Regions from separate parts of the Homo sapiens genome. Here region 2 is linked to region 1. Evidence: chromatin loops called from intact Hi-C (ENCODE). Cell type or tissue: mammary epithelial cell. All regions are shown on one strand. Each heading gives the region's core, and the rest is flanking DNA. Links, peaks and the distances in the headings are about the cores only. Region 1 holds the start of CA10 (carbonic anhydrase 10). Region 2 overlaps LOC105371829 (a long non-coding RNA gene).

Region 1 (2,912 bases), core at 292-2,791:
ACCCTTTATAAATCTTAAAGGTACTCAGATGGCTTGTCTGATTTGAAAATTATTAATGACACTGGGGAGAAGTAAGGAAAGGCTATTTTATAACTAGTCAAATATTCTGGAACAAGAGAGAGAGTTTGAAATAGACATGTAGAAGAGAAAGATGTAAAATATGGCCTTGTGAGATGCCACCCACTTCATATCTGGACATATGACTGATATAAACCTTTACAAGTCACTTGAGAATTTTCACTCCTAGATGCAGAATGGAATAATAGAAGTCCCACTAGAGGAGTTGGGGTGACCCCAGGGCACATTTTCTTGTCTGCCAGGTACACAACACATCTCACTGATGTATCACAGAGACAAATTTCTTAATAGGGTAGCCAAGCCCCACACAGAATGATTTCGGATAAGAGTCCCATTCCTTCCCTATGAGGAGAAAATTGGAAGCCAGACTGGGATTTGGAACAGAGTCCAGGGTGAGGGCAGAACTAGGGTTGTTTTCTCCTATCCAGAATCAGGTCTGGCTTAAAGGGAGGGGATTGACAGGGCTGAAGGAAGAGGCAGGAAACATGTCTCTCCACCCCAGTGCTGCTTAAATGTGGCTGCTCAAAGGGGCAATATCCTGCTCTCCTCTTCTGATGACTTCATGGGAAGTTGGCCGAGTCCCCACTTCTGCAGAAGAATGCAGGCAGAAGGGAGCACTACAAATGGGCTTTTCCTTGGGTGCTTAAGTGGCAGGTGTGAAGGGAAATGGGGTGGGTGCCTTCAATGGGAGGAGCCACTGAACTGGGGAATACTGCTGGTCCAGGGGCTTTCCCCTTTCCCTCCCAGCTTCCTCCCAACCCCAATTCCCTGCATCAACAAAGACAGTGCTCAAAAACCAGAACTCGTCCTAACACACTCAGGCACAGGTGTCCACAAGCCCAACCTCTTTCACCTCAACACCCTGAAATCCCGTTTGCTCTTAAAAGCACAGACAGGCCCAAGTAGACTGAGAGGTCTGAGCCAGCACATCCTTGCTACTGGGAATTAAAAAACACCGTGATGTAAAGAAAGTGGTATTTGTGACACTGTAGTGCTTTAACAAGAAAATTGGGGGGGTAGAGGAGGGTGTGTCAGCAGGTTTCAAAGCATCACAATCAGTCCTGATGTGTTTGGGTAAGGCATGGAGGACATATCTCTGATCCCTGCTGGTACTCTCCAGTCCCGCATCCTCCCGCAGTCTCTTGAAAGTGGTTAGATACCCGGGCAGGGCCCCGCGTCCATTTTGCCAGCCAGGAACCACCGAGTCTGGGAACTTTGAAAGCCAGGGGATGGGGGTGGTTGTTGCCAAGGCTCGGATTTCGGCGCCAGAGTTCTCAGCCAGGAAAGCAGTTGAAAATCAACACCCATCTGCCTCTTCTTTCTCATCCCCCACCACTTTTTCCTTCACCCTTCTAGGACTGCACACAGATCCTAACCACCCCCCCCCGCAAAACACACACATTCACACACCCTTGGGCTGAGAAGATTTTTGATTCTGAAGGCGGCAAACCCGCAGAACTCAAAGGGTCTCGCCACCCCTCTCTCTGCCCCGCGGCTATATACAATAAAACCCCATACACCCCAGACATCACAACATAATCCAAATCAGCCAGTGACTTCGGCGCGTCCCGTACCTGATATGCAGACGATGAAATTGGCTTGAAGAAGAAAAAGCACCTCCCAGACTATTTCCATCCTCTGATTCTCATTCCAAGTGCATCACTCGACGGGAAAACGGGGGGAAGGGGGGAGCCCGACACGGCACACACACATACACACTCGCACACACTTCCGAGCGAGTGCACACTCGCACTCCCACCCGACAGCCGGCCAGGGACAGTCACCCCCAAGATCAATATCGCAGTTTGAATTGTTCCGGCAAATCTCCCCTCGGGCTCGACGGATGTGCGCCCCAGATGTGCTGACACATGTCCGATGCCTCGCTGCCTTGGAGGTCTCCCCGCTCGCGTGTCTCTTCTCTTCGCACCAGCGGCGGAAACCGCACTAGCAGCGGCGGCGGCGGCGGCGGCGGCAGCAGCCACCTGAAGCCACCAACACTGGGCTCTTCCAGCAAAAACGAGACCCCGATTCGTCTGGCGCCCCAAGAAGACATAGACGATAGCCCCCCGCCGGGCTGCGCCGTGCAATTCCGGGCTCCCGGGAGCGCGTAGCTCGCTGGCTAAGCCCAGGCAGTCCGCGGCAAGTTGCCCTCGAAGTCCGCCCCCCTCACCGGGGCATGGTCGGAGGGTGGCTGCTGCGCTCCGGGGCAGTTCTTCTCCTGCTTCCGGGGGGCGGGGAAGGAGCAGACACAGCAGACACACAGAGAAAGAGAGGCAGGGATTATTGCCCGAAACCGCCAGCCGCCGGCAGCCTCCGCCGACCCTCCCTGCTCCCCAGGTCCGCGCGCAGCCTGCAGCCTCTCAGCCGGGTTCCGGCAGTGCGTCCAGGGCGCCGAGGGGAAGGGCTGGGCCCCGGGGACTGGGGCGCGGTGGGGGCACACAGACTCTCCAGGTCGCGCGCGCCCTTCCTGCTCCTCTGCTATTTTCCTGAACTCCCCAGAACCCCCAGTTGCCTGGCTTCCATCGCCCGCAACTAGCGCCGCTGTCGAGATTTTCCGCAATACAACTGCAGGGGTCGTTATTTCCTCGCCTACGGATCCCTACGCTTCCCAACTCAGAGAGGAGGAGGACAGGTGGGGGCGGGAGGGGGAGGAGGAGAAGGAGGCTTGGCCAGGTGAGCGTCCTCGCCGCCGCCGGGCGTCCCAGCGTCAGCTCCGCAGCCCGGCACCCGGGGGCGGAGGCAGGAGGCCCGGGCGGGGAGGTGAGGCTGAGCGCGGCCATGAGGAGGAGGAGGAGGAGGCTGGGTGTCACAGCTTCAGGCCACCTTGGCCGCCG
Region 2 (2,912 bases), core at 294-2,793, 78 kb after region 1:
TAAGTTTTGTTTTTCTATTTACACTGAGTTGGGTTTTGGCTGACTTACATAGGGAACACTGTGTCTTGAGTCTTAGGAGAGTTTGTTACGCAGCAATAGATAGTGAGACAGAGGTCATAATCTTAAAAAAACGACTTAAGAGAGATTAATATTATTGATATGAATATAACCTTGTCCAAAAATGAAATCTGGAATATAAAAACAGTCTAGTTACTTGGGCTTTCCCAGAGTTTAAGTGAGGCACCCCTGAATTCTGACTCCTCGCCAGACTGGCAATGTGAGCATTTCATGTTCCAAGAAGTTAAGATCCTATTGTTAATTTACATTTGTATTTTGGATTTCTATCCTTCAACCTAATGTGAATTTGTCTGATCATCTCAGACAGGCTGTGATGCAAATGTGAAGTTTCCCTTCACACTGAAACTTGCCTAAGAGGACATCCCTGTCTAGCATCAACATTCTCCTTGGTACCAAGCACAGGGTTCTACTAATCAATACAGACTCATCAAATGTTAGAGATATTCTGCAATGGAAATGCTTTACTTTTTAAAGTAATGGTGTGCCCATATGTCAATAGCAATGGGTATTACACCAGAAATATTTGTCCTGTGGATATTAGCTCAATACATAGAAGAACATTTAGTCTTTTAGTTCAGTATAGTGAGAAAATACAGGGCTCAATTCACTTTAACACAAATATAAATTTTGAAATAGGGAAGAGAGTTTAAACTGTGTCTTTGTAGAGTATTAAAATGCCATCTTCTATTGATGGATCATTTCTAGTTTTGGCAGTTATTAGAGTACAGATTTTGAAGAAATGGTAATAAACATTACTAGTTGGTAATAAACAGCACATGCTAAGTTCTTTGGTTTCTATGTATGAAATCAAAGACTGATGAAAGTCAAAGAAAACTATAGTCTCATGTGGCTTTGGATAGATTTGTCCATAAAGTAAAAAAGAGAATAGTAGTTTTCAGTATCACTGTGGTTATGCCTAGAAATCTTCACTACACGAAATGATGAGGTTTACATGAGCAGCTGGGGAGGAATTCCCAAATGAGTGACATTCACGTTGGTTACTGAAGTATGAATAGGAGTCTGACAGGTCCAGAAAAGAGGGAGGAGTCTCAGGAAGAGGTATCAGCATATGCCAAGAACAGAAACATACAAGATAATGCTTAATTGAACCAAAAGCTACAGTATTGTGAACACAGACTACTTTGTGCATATATTTATATAAAGAAAAAATACCAGTAGGGACAAACACAGCAGGGAAGATCAATTAGAAATTTTGTGAATCAGGATTTTGTTTAAAAAGAAAAATTAGATTACTTTAATGAAGCAAATAGACATATTAACTTTATCAGTCAGGGGCTCCAACTTCTGTGTACGGCTTTGGACAGAGCCCCCAAGCGCCCTGGGTATGGTAAATAACTAGGAGTATGAACCAAAGCACTCATTGCCAGGTATTACTTTTCACTCTCTTTAAGGAATCAGATATATTATTAGATCAGAGGGTGCTGACGCTTTATTATTAGTATTTAATGGTGTGACTTACGGGAATTTAATTCCCTCACTTTGAGTGACCATATATTATTATTCTACTTGTGATTGGGCATTCACAATCTGACCTTATTAGCTGCAAACAGATGCCAGACTCAGCTCAGTTGTGCTTCCCTGGGGAATGGCAAACAGCCCATTACAGGCCCTGCCTTACAATGGTTGAACACATGGAATCAGGCAATAGGTCTCCAGTCAGGGAAAGCCAGAAAATAGAAAGCAAACTGTTTTTCTTACTTCTCATTAAACTTCTTACTTCACACTGTCGTAAGCCTGAGTCAGACTCAGCTCTTGGTCAGGGGCCTATAATTGGCTTATTGTAATTGGCTCCCTGTTTTGCCTGCCCTAGCTGTAGACTGAAAATGACCTGAAATGCTGGCAGAGTCTTCTGGGTTTTGACATTTCCTGTGTGGGATCTCCATATATTATTGCCCATCAGTCAAGCAGGAAAAAAAGGTATGAAAGTATAGTAAAATCAGTTGAAATTCCATAACTGGTCATAGTCAGTTTCCTGTTTCCTAGGGGGAAGACTGGGTAGGGTAAGTCCAGGTAGTTTGAGTCATTTGGGGGCTACATTTGGGAGAAGGAGGGTACAAGTGTCATTTGACAAAAAGGGACAAAACCTTTAGGCATGTCAAAACGTAAACTTTAGCATTGAGTTGGAGAGGGAAGTCTAAAACTGTGTCAAAAGCCAATGGTGCTTGAAGAAAAAAACAAAGTGGGATGCAGAGATAGGAAAGAGAACAGAGTAATCGATGGGCTACATGAGGTAGAAGTTGTCTCAATATATAAACTGGTGACAAAGGCAGGATCCTGACATGCAATTCCCACATTTTTGCACACCTCAATTAATTTAAATAATAGGATAGATAGAATGTTATAAATAATAAATTAAACATTTGAATAACCCTATTATCTACTTTTTTTTTTTTTTGACAGGGTATCATTCTATCACCAAGAGTGGAGGGCAGTGCCATGATCTCGGGTCACTGCAGCCTCAACCTCCTGGGCTCAAGCAATCCTTCCAGCTCAGCCTCCCAAGTACCTGGGACTATAGGCACTCTCCATTACACCTGGCTAATTTTTTGGTATTTTTTTGTAGAGATGGGGTCTCATCACATTGCCCAGGCTGGTTCTGACCTCCTGGGCTCAAGTGATCCACCCACTTCAGCCTCCCAAAGTGCTGGGATTACAGGCGTGAGCCATCATTCTGGGCCTAAGTAACCCTATCATCTAAATATGCCTCTTAGGAAATTGCATCATAGTCTTCAAGTGGAAGAGGCACGTTATTTAGAGTATATTGACTAAGAGTGCATTTTCTGGCCTCAGGAAAAAAAAAAGGTTTAAATCCT

The links. Peaks named below come from ENCODE experiments on the same cell type or tissue, not always from the same donor. Only the 100,000 strongest peaks of a DNase experiment are listed, where the experiment ranks them.
Region 2: it touches region 1 in a loop (2.5-fold over the local background); 2 of 110 quality-filtered maps call a loop at or near these places.

What each region holds. Positions count from the first base shown.
Region 1 is chr17:52,156,074-52,158,985 of GRCh38, forward strand. CA10 (carbonic anhydrase 10) reads right to left here and starts at 2,641. Exons shown (of 9, transcript NM_020178.5): 1 at 1,653-2,641. The coding sequence starts at 1,713. In mammary epithelial cell, for the core only: no CTCF peak of the experiment used is centred there; no DNase peak of the experiment used is centred there; H3K4me3 peaks cover 952 bases; H3K27me3 peaks cover 1,056 bases.
Region 2 is chr17:52,233,928-52,236,839 of GRCh38, forward strand. It overlaps LOC105371829 (a long non-coding RNA gene), which reads left to right. Exons shown (of 3, transcript XR_934859.2): 2 at 1,910-2,016; 3 at 2,500-2,912. Among named protein-coding and RNA genes, the nearest start is that of CA10, 77 kb to the left of the region's middle. In mammary epithelial cell, for the core only: no CTCF peak of the experiment used is centred there; a DNase peak (open chromatin) is centred at 1,844; H3K27ac peaks cover 899 bases.